Regions from separate parts of the Homo sapiens genome. Here all the other regions are linked to region 1. A link is a contact called in ENCODE Hi-C or POLR2A ChIA-PET data. All regions are on one chromosome and are shown on one strand. Each heading gives the region's core, a stretch centred on a gene start or an enhancer-like site at or near the end of the contact. The rest is flanking DNA. Distances are from core to core; before and after follow the strand shown.

Region 1 (3,335 bases), core at 553-3,052:
CTCTTATTCTTTTACATACTATTTCCAGCACAACTGTCCAAGATGGCAGTCAATAAATGTTTGGCTAAATATAATAAATAATACGGTTGATTATTTCCACTTTTTCATGTTGGGTTTTCAAAGTCTACTTTTAAAACAGTAAAGTTAACTTTTCTCTCTAGTATTTGTTTTGTAGAATCTATTATACTTTGTAATGTAATCCACAGAAACTTGGAGGTGACTTTAGTAAAATTTACTAGTTTTGAATGATACCCATGCTGAGGTGCTCAGAGGTGAAATGTACTAACATATATCGATGGATGGATATATGGATGCATATGTGATTAAAGCAAATATAGGGAAAATTAACTGTAGAATCTAGGTAGTGGGTATATGGTTGTTCACTGTACAACTGTTTAAACTTTTCTACGTTTGAAAAATTTCATAACACGTTGGAAAAGTGACTTGTTTTGCTCAAGCAGGGGTACATTCAATCTTCAATTCTTGAAAGACATAAATCTATCTTTCCTTCTGTTTGGAAAGCTCTTTAGAGAGTCAGAATAATCCCCACAGTACAGTCTAAACCAGCACACAAGGGTTTTTTGGTAGAAAATAATTTTATTAACATAACCAGGCAATTTACCAAATACAACGTAGATAGCTCAAAACATGGAGTTACTGCGCTGAAAATGTGACCCTGTTTACACAGATTTCGGGACGAAGAGTATAAAACAGGAGAGAAAAGGAGTAAGATTGTGGTTGTAGCGTCATCGCAGAGGTGAAGTGTTCCATTGATTGCCACTGTGGTAGTCTATATCAGTTTCCCACATTAAGGTGGGAGGAATCTACTAAGCAAATGTACGCCCTCCCCATTCGTTCGAAACACATTGCAGTAAAATTGCAAAAGTGGCCGGGCGTGGTAGCTCATGCCTGTAATCCCAGCACTTGGGGAAGCTGAGACGGGAAGATCGCCTGAGGCCAGGAGTTTGAAGCCAGCTTGGGTAACATAGTGAGACACCCCTACCTTCTCTATTAAAATGAGATTTTAATTTTTTTTCTCTTCAGTTCATCGGTTAACAAGATAAAAAAATTAATAAAAAATTAACTTTTTAAAACATTTAAAGTAAAGTAGGAGTGGAAGCAGTATGTGGACTCATGGGGCTTGGGTCTGAATCCTACCTAGATCGGCACTGCGAAATGGGGATAATGATCTCCTAGAGCTGCTGAAATAGGAAAATGGAAGAACAGCAGCTGATGTATTAATATTATCATTATTACTACTACCCATTACCTGACAAGTGATAATTGTGACATGAAAGAGGCTGGACCGGTTGTTACAACAATTTTTTCCGTCTAGAATTCGGCGGTAAGGTCTGAGACAACACCTCAGCTTAGATCAGTGCCTTCTCTGAACAGCGTTCACTAAGCAGCCCCCAACCCCAAAACCCCCAAGTCCCCGGGCGCCGAGGACGCTGCGAGTCCTGCGCATGCGCAAGGTTGCCCACTCGCTCACCGCCTCCTTGGCGAATGGCCTGTTCCATTCTCGAGGGATGCCGGCGGGAGGTGAGGCGGGAGACTTGGAAGCCTGGGCCCGGAAGTGAGGTGCGTCACTAGTATTTCCAGCCTTTCACTCCATGAATAGTACTTTGTGATTATTATACTTCTACCTTGATGATTGCAACAGGCTGCTGGAAAGAGTTTGGTGAACAATCCACCGGGCATCCTCCCCCCTTCACCTGCGCACGTTAGGGAGGGCCGGCGTGGCGCCCAGGTACGGAATCCCAGAGGGCTCCGCCCAGCGCTACGGGGCCCCGCCCCGCCGCCTCTCAACCATCAGGTTCGGCAGCCCGCGGCGCCGCCTGGCAGCTCCTCCTCTTCTCCGCCCCGCCGGCCGCGGGCGCGGGGGACGTCAGCGCTGCCAGCGTGGAAGGAGCTGCGGGGCGCGGGAGGAGGAAGTAGAGCCCGGGACCGCCAGGCCACCACCGGCCGCCTCAGCCATGGACGCGTCCCTGGAGAAGGTCCGTGCCGGGAGGGGGCGATGGGGACGGTGCTGCGGCCCGGGGCTCCCGCTTCCGAGGCAACTGTTTCCCAGTCGCGAGCTGCCATTGTGACCCGGACAGGGGGACGCGGGCTGACAGGCCCTGCCTGAGGAGGCCTCGCCGGGAGGGCGGCTGGGGCCCGGGCGCGTCACGGGGCCGGGTGTCTCTTGGGTCCCCGTGGGCCGAAGAGGCTGGGCGGGGTTCGGTGGGGGCCGCGACGGGCCCGGAGCCCAGGACTGGGACCGCGGGGCCGACCTTGGGCCCTGCCGAGGTTCCGCGAGTGGCCGGCCTGAGCTCGGCTGGCCCTTTCGGAGGACCGGGAGCTCTCCGTTGGCGGCCCCAGATGCTCCCGGAAAGAAGCCGCAGTTATTTCAGAGCCAGCTGCAAACCTGTAGGTTTTTCTTGGTCTCCGAGTTAGGAATGAAAATTGCCAAAGCAGTGGTTTTCCAACTTCAGCCTGAGTGGGAATCACCTGGGGCCTTTGGTAAAATGCGGAGGTTCAGTCCCGGGGTCAGAACCTCTGGGGGCGGGACCGGGAACTGCGTGTTTAACCGCCACCGCCCCGCTCCCACTCCGCCCCACGCAGGTGATTCTGATGCTGAGCCTGCGATCACCGGGCGAGAACCTCTGAGTTCCAGAAAGGGGTGGGTGTTGCGTAGATTGCGAATTGAGTTTTGGGGATCGCAGCTGCTCCACAACTTCCTGGCTCCCCCATTCCAGTGGCGAGGAGGGATCCCCGAGTCAACTCGAAATCCACTGGTAACAGAGCCTACCTCTGGTTTCCCCTTGGGGGAACGGCAGCGTGGTGTACCAGGCTGACTGCTCTACCATGTGAAACGGATTCTCATTGTCCCAGTGTTAGGGCTTGTAAATGGAAACCAGTTTGGGTTTCTTCACGGATTCCTGCTTTCGGTACCTGACATTCTGCCCTCCCTCAAAGCCCTTCTGTCTGTTCCAGCTTGGGAGTCTGCTTGTCCAATCCAGTGCATACCCGGTTTTTCATGCATGTGGCATTCAGGAGCAATGCTCGTGTTTTAAGACGGCTACATTTTAATTTTGAGCTGGTAGGAATAATATATTTTGTCTTTTTTCAAGGCAGCAGCTGCTGTAGATTTTGTTCACTTGTCACTGGAGAGTTGAAGGCAATAATTGTAAAGGTTGGGCCAGATGTCTTCATGTGCTCACAGTGGTATAGCCTACTCCTGGGTTGCTTAGCATAAATTGGGTGGAAGACAAGAAAAAGATAATATGGTTTTCTTGTGCCATCTCTGGGGTGAATGTTACGTGTTTTCCTGGCTGGGAATAAAGTCTTTCCGG
Region 2 (3,335 bases), core at 241-2,740, 910 kb after region 1:
CAGGCTGGTCTTAAACTTCTGGGCTCAAGCGATCCTCCCAAAGTGTTAGGATTACAGGCATGAGCCACTGTGCTTGGCCCATTCCAAGTGTACCTTTAAATCCTCTGAAAATGTATGCAATATTACATGTGATGTGTATTTCCCTGGGAACAGCATCTGTAGACTCGTGAAGTCTGTTCTTGTGGACAGATGCATGCCTGTTCTGTTTTATGATTGTTCACCAGCCCTGTCCCCAAATACACACTTTTATACACGTCTCCTCCCTAAAATATCTAAGAATTACTAGTTTAAACCCTGGGTTCCCTGCAAAGTGGAACTGGTTTTATTTTTTGGACAGCAATCTTGCTCAGTGATTAAGACCTGGCGCTCCAGTGCGTCACAACTAGGTTCCCATGCTGTGTCTCTTTCCAGTGAAATCACTTTGAGCTATTTCACTTCTCAGTACCTCGTTTCCCAGTCTATGAAATGGGCATAGGGTTGTTACAATCAGGTAACACACAGGCTGAGTTGAGTAGTGCCTGACACATGAGGCTCAATGATAACTATTATTACTATTACTTGTCTGGACATTTGCTTCAAAGTAAACAGCGTACAAATGTCATTAATGACTCAAACATAACTAGCTTAGAGTATCTTTTCCTGAAAAGACAGGAGAATGGCCAGGCCAGCAAACTTTTTGCCTCTAGTTTCTTCTGATGAAAAAGGGGCCAGGCGCTCACACCTGTAATCCCAGCACTTTGAGGGGGCCAAGGCAGGAGGATAGCTTGAGACCAGGAGTTCGACAGTAAGACCCCGTGTCTACAAAAAATACAAAAATTAGCCGGGCGTAGTGAAGAGCCCCTGTATTCCCACCTGCTCTGGAAGCTGAGGTGGGAGGATAGCTGGAGTCCCGGAGTTCGAAGCTGCAGTGAGCTGTGATCGCGCTACTGCACTCCAGCCTGGGCGACAGAGAGACCCTCTCTTTAAAAAAAAAAAAAAAAAGCAAGGAGGGGAGGGCTACTTAACAGGTTGTTGTAAGGACCCAACGAGACAACCAAGCAAATTGTTTAGGGCAGTGCCTAACCCAATAGGGGTTGTGGGAATTGTAGTCATCAGCCCTGAGTGCCAAGCCTGGTCCAAGTCCTCCAGCCCCCGGCAGGGTCCAAGAAGATGAGCCAGGGGCCCAAGATGCAGGCCTGTAGGCCTCTTAGATGCCTGAAGATTACGCAACTCCTCCTTTAGCTCCAAACTGGCTTAAAACTCGCCAGTGGGCAACCTCTTCCCCATAAGAGCTCCCCGCGCACGGGCCAAGACAGCAGCCAGACGCTCCCCGCAGGCCCTCACACCGAAGAATGACGCCTGTAAAAGCCAACCCATGTGTTCCGCGCGCTCTCCTCCCATCCCATCCTTTCCACAAGATGAAGGCCCGACGCTTCCCATGTGGAGGCCTCCCTGCTCGCACTCACCAGCCTTCAACTCTGCCACAGTCGCCATTTTTCAACGGCCGCCAGGGCCGCACCGCGGCCCTGCGCACGCGCAGCTCCGCCCCACTCACCCTGCGGCGTGGTCTGTAGCCAATAGGCGCACAGCTCTCGCCCCGCCCACTTCCGCCCCTCTCAGTTTATGAGCTCTGCGGTTGAGTGGGTAGTGAATGTCGACCAGAGACTCCACCAATCAGCGAGCGCTCTCGGAAGGCCCAGTTGAGTGAGACGGCAGGGAGGGCGGGGACTGAGGCAGTGGAGAGCCCTGTGGGGTGCTGCTGGCACCTTAGTGCTTAACTTTAGCCAGCTGAGTTTTTCATTGTCTCTGCAGCCTCAAGTACCAACTGCTAGTAGTTACCACCTATTAACCCTGCGGTTCTCAAACTTGAGCATGAATCCTCATCACCTCCAAGACTTGTTTAAACGGATTGTTTGCTAGTCCTCCCCATAGAGTTTCTGATTCTGTAAATCTGGGGTGAGGCCCTAGGATTTGCATTTCTATCGAGTTCCCAGGTGGTACTGGTACTGCTGGTCGGTCTGGAGATCACACCTCGAGAACCACTGTATTAAGCACTTACTGTGACGCCTTAGCGCATTATTTCCTTATGATCACGCCGTTTTTACAATGAAGGAAACAGAGTCCTCCATCGCTGAAGAGACTTAACCAAGGTCACCAGCCTGTCCTCTTCCACTCGCACTTACACAGTGCATGTAAGGAGTCCAGGAGCTTTTTATGGAACTAACTAATGAAGGAATAAGCTCCAACATCCCATGGAAGTAAAGGAAAAGGAACAGGGGAATAATGTACCCTAAACTGAGTGTGAGGTTGCATGATTCCAGTTGTAATGCCGGTGAGATCCAAACACTTGGCTAAATAATAAACATCGATTAGACGTACACCTAAGAGTGGCCGGGCGCGGTGGCTCACGCCTGTAATCCCAGCACTTTGGGAGGCCGAGGCGGGCGGATCCCGAGGTCAGGAGATCGAGACCATCCTGGCTAACACGGTGAAACCCTGTCTCTACTAAAAATACAAAAAATTAGCCGGGCGTGCTGGCGGGCGCCTGTACTCCCAGCTACTCGGGAGGCTGAGGCAGGAGAATGGCGTGAACCCGGGAGGTGGAGCTTGCAGTGAGCCGAGATGGCACCACTGCACTCCAGCCTGGGCGACAGAGTGAGACTCCGTCTCAAAAAAAAAAAAAAAAAAGTACACCTAAGAGCTGCCAGGGCACGGTGGTTTACGCCTGGAATCCCAGCACTTTGGGAGACTGAGGTAAGGAGTTCGAGAACAGCCTGGCCAGCCTGGTGAAACCCCCTCTGTACTAAAAAAAAAGTACAAAAATTAGCCGGGCGTGGTAGCAGGAGCCTGTAATCCCAGCTACTTGGGAGGCTGAGGCACAAGAATCGCTTGAACCTGGGAGGCAGAGGTTGCAGTGAGATGAGATCGCGCTACTGCACTCCAACCTGGACGACAGAGCGAGACACCGCCTCAAAAAAAAAAAAAAAAAAAAACCACCTAAGAGCAAGGAAACCTCTTTCCGAGGAACTTCCAGCATACTTTTGGTTCCATGCCTATTGTTTTTAAAACTGATACATTGGCCAGGTGCGGTGGCTCATCCCTGTAATCCCAGCACTTTGGGAGGACGAGGAGGGAGGATTGCTTAAGCTCGGGAGTTTGAGATCAGCCTGGGCAATGCAAGACCCCATCTCTCCAAAATAAATACAAAAAATTAGCCGGGCATGGTGGTGCATGCCTGTAGTCCCAGTTACTCCAGAGGCCGAGGATAGAGGATTGCTTGAGCTCAGGAGTTCTAGACCAAGCTGGGCAACATGAGACGCATTTCTACAAAAAAAAAAAAAAATTAGCCAGATATG
Region 3 (3,335 bases), core at 420-2,919, 670 kb after region 1:
GCTAACATTCACAGTATAATCTAGTTTATAAAGTATTTTCACTTAACATTACTTATGTCTTCATTCAGCAAATATTTACTTAGTATCTACTATGCAGCAGGCCTGTGCTTGGCACAAGGAATATAATGATGAAAAAAACCCAGACGGTGGGATCCTCTTATATAATTTTTGCAATAATCCTGTGAAATAGACAGGGGAGAAATTAGCTACATTTTTGCAGAGAGAGAAAAAGAAACTTAATGAAGTTTTGTAGCGAGCCTGACACAAGATTAGGCTTGTTCACCCCTTTCCACTACATCAAGGTGCCTTCAATACTGCTCAATACAAGCGATTAAAAGTAAAAACTTTCAGGTGCCTGCACCCTGAAAACTTCCCAAATACCATCCACGAAGCAACTTAGGTAGCCAAAAGCAGGTTCTGTTTGACTTGAGCGACAGTCTCCTTTCTGTCACTCTCTTCAAGTCTTTTGACCAATTCAATGAGGAGAGCATAGGCTCTGTCGACTGTCTGCATTTTGGTCTCCAATTTGACTGCGGTGCAGCTTTGGACAACTCACAACCTCTCTGAACCTCAGATCCCATCTCTAAAATGGGTGTGATAATAATAGAAACCACCTTACAAGGCCGTTGTTTGGATTACATGAGGTAATCCACGGGGAACATTTAGCAAATGTTGTTTCCTTAGCACCCAATCTAGTCTTTGACCCCACACCACCCCATCCCATTACCGTTTTCTCCCCCATAGCTCTTCTGTCCAAAACGGCCTTTTTAGCTTATTTTATTATCTTTCTCCCCCATTAGGCTATAAACTCCATGACAGCAGAGACTATGTTTTCTTATCCACTATTCCAACTCCTGTCCTTAGTACAATGCCTGGCATATTTTAATAAATAACTGTTGAACGAATAAAGCTTAATAAATAGGAAAACAGTTTAGGTTTCAATACACCGATATGCAAAAGAGAAGAATATTTACCGCTCAGAGAAGTCCAAAAGACACAAATGCAATTGGACAGCTCTTGGTAATACCGGAAAGGTGCTTGAGAAACTCTAAAAGGTGTATCACGAGGTCGCGTTACAACTACTAGTGAGAGTGGCTGAAGCCCTAGACATTGTCAACCCTGAGACTACACCCTATGTGTTGCTAAAAGGCCGAGGAGAATGCAAAACGGCCGGGGAGGGGGGAGTGTGTTGCAAAAACACCCGCCCCTTTCCTTCTCTCTTAACCTTCCAGCTGTGCACTTCACTCCTGGAGGGCCCCACCAGGGGTCAGACAGGGGCGGGCGGGGAGCCAAATGCCCTCGAAGGGGAACAGCGGCGCCAACAGTGACAGTAGTGAATGGACCCGAAAGGGAGACAAGCCAACTCTTTCGTGGGGGGCCCAACTGGCGCGTCCCAGTTAGCTAACCTCCCCTCTCCACCACCATCCCACCAGCAATAGGCGGGGAAAGAGGGGACACTGTCCTCCGTCCCGCCCCGCTGGCCTCGGAGCAGAGCCTGCCGGGGTCTGGTCGCAGGACTGTCTGCAAACTCACCTCTGCCGCCGGCTCCACCTCCGCTCACATTCCGGCCCCGCCGCCTTCCCCCCGCCCCCCCCAGGCCCTTTGTTTTGATTCCCGACTCCGCAGCTCCCGCCGCCGCCGCCAAGCGCACCCTTCACTTCCGCTTCCGCACCGCACCGCCCCTGTCGCAAAACCGACGCCCTTCTCTCCTCTTCGCCCCGCCCCTTCCTCGCCCCGCCTCCGCCGCCGCGTCCTGTCCGCGCGGGGCATGCTGGGAACCCCGGGGGGGGCGGGGCCTCGCGGCCCTGCAGCCTCGTCAGGCTCAGTCCCCTCCCGATAAACCCCTAAATAGGGACTTTCCCGGGGGGTGACCCTGGCTTTTTTGGCGAAAACCCCCAGTTTAAGGAGGCCTTCCCCCTGGCTTCACGTTGTGGAGTCGAAAGGAACCTTGAAGCGGAGAATGAGCTCGTGACGTGGACCCGAGGAAAAAACCTGCCAACCAGGATTTAATAGAATTCAGCTCTTTCAGGCTTTGGAGGGAAGGCGATTTGAACGGGATTTCAATGAAAAACCCTGTCCCTTCGGCTTTTTTTTTTTCCTCTCTCGGGTCTCGTCACGTGATGGTCCTACTTTATTTTTAAAAATTAAATGGCGCATATTCCCCAGCATCCTAAATCTAGTGCAACCTAGTGGCAAGTGGAGAAAAAAATAACTGCCAACCTGGCTTCCTACGAGGTCCCCCGGAGTTCTCGCAAAGTTGCGACCCAGTTGGCAAAAATACAGTGTGTGCAAAGACTCAACTGGACATTGCCACCAAGAATCAAGAGATTTTTGGGGACTTTAGCAAGAAAACGTTATTTTTAAAAGCCCTGCTCCAAAGCTGGTTACAAATGAATACTGCGTTTCCAGTGACAGGTTGGGCGAGCAGAAAGGAAATCTTACGGTTAGTTTCAAACACTTTGTGTTTTAGGTGGCCAGATATGCTGTGTGGTTTGCTTTAAAAAAAAAAATAGCGCCCCACAATCTTCACGTTTCCCTGGAATAAAAAAAAATTTAAGACTCAGCAAAAGGGTGATTTCTGAAACTACCAGCTGATTACTATTTTCTGTTGCAAATTAGGAAAAAAGCAAAGCACATATTGTGTAAGTTAAATCTAGACACGATTTAGGATGTGCTAGCTGCTAGCTAAATGCTACCTTAGGAGTTTATTTTTAAAGTTTGCCCAGAAACAAGTTGACTTTGCAAAAGAATCAGTAAGTCGAAATTGCCAAACGAGAATATTTTGCCCAAAAAAATCCTTACTGGGAGGTTATTTCAATAGGCAATCCCCATTACGTGGGGATTAACACATCCCTGTAAACATCCCTGTAGACGGGTATTGTGGAGGGCAGGATCAGACATGTAGCTGAAGAATCCTTTGTGCCTGTATTTAATTTTCCAGAAGGCAGATGACAAGCACACATCCTCTCCCTGCGTAGGTATTTATTACTGCTGACTAAATCTTGACTGTGGGCTGGGCGCAGTGGCTCAGGCCTGTATTCCCAATACTTTGAGAGGCTACGGAGGGAGGATCTCTTGAGCCTACAAATTTGAGACTAGACTGGGAAACGGTGAAACCCTATCACTATTTAGAAAAGAAAGAAAAAGAAAAAAATCTTCATTATGTCTGTGTATAGGTAGTATTTTCCAAGTGGAGATTAGAATAGATGAAAAACCCGTTTCTAGCGTTTTGGCTTTTTTCAAAGTACCAAACAAATACGCTACTCTTCAGAGGTGTTTTTTCCCCATTTTATTTCAGTTGAGTATGTTTCAACACAAGCCATATTAACTAAAAA

The links. Hi-C counts contacts between places; a loop is a spot of excess contacts on that map. ChIA-PET counts read pairs that join two places held with the same protein, here RNA polymerase II (POLR2A). Pooled maps may share reads with other maps.
Region 2: a pooled map shows a loop between it and region 1 (6-fold over the local background). The contact joins the promoter of CEP20 here to the promoter of PDXDC1 in region 1. A Hi-C loop is called at or near these places in 4 of 50 pooled maps. POLR2A ChIA-PET finds 5 or more read pairs at or near these places in 2 of 52 experiments (HepG2 and activated CD4-positive, alpha-beta T cell).
Region 3: a loop to region 1 is called in a map with no recorded cell type, with 9 times the contacts of the local background. The contact joins the promoter of MARF1 here to the promoter of PDXDC1 in region 1. A Hi-C loop is called at or near these places in 6 of 37 single-sample maps with no recorded cell type and 10 of 50 pooled maps. POLR2A ChIA-PET finds 5 or more read pairs at or near these places in 2 of 52 experiments (A549 and BJ).

Annotation. Positions count from the first base shown.
Region 1 is chr16:14,973,224-14,976,558 of GRCh38, forward strand. It overlaps PDXDC1 (pyridoxal dependent decarboxylase domain containing 1), which reads left to right and starts at 1,803. Exons shown (of 23, transcript NM_015027.4): 1 at 1,803-1,997. The coding sequence starts at 1,977. RefSeq lists a silencer at 669-963 and an enhancer at 1,121-1,884.
Region 2 is chr16:15,887,113-15,890,447 of GRCh38, forward strand. CEP20 (centrosomal protein 20) reads right to left here and starts at 1,491. Exons shown (of 5, transcript NM_144600.4): 1 at 1,446-1,491. The coding sequence starts at 1,473.
Region 3 is chr16:15,641,485-15,644,819 of GRCh38, forward strand. MARF1 (meiosis regulator and mRNA stability factor 1) reads right to left here and starts at 1,670. Exons shown (of 27, transcript NM_014647.4): 1 at 1,534-1,670. It overlaps MIR484 (microRNA 484), which reads left to right and starts at 1,810; the gene lies at 1,810-1,888. It also overlaps a transcript of NDE1 not described here.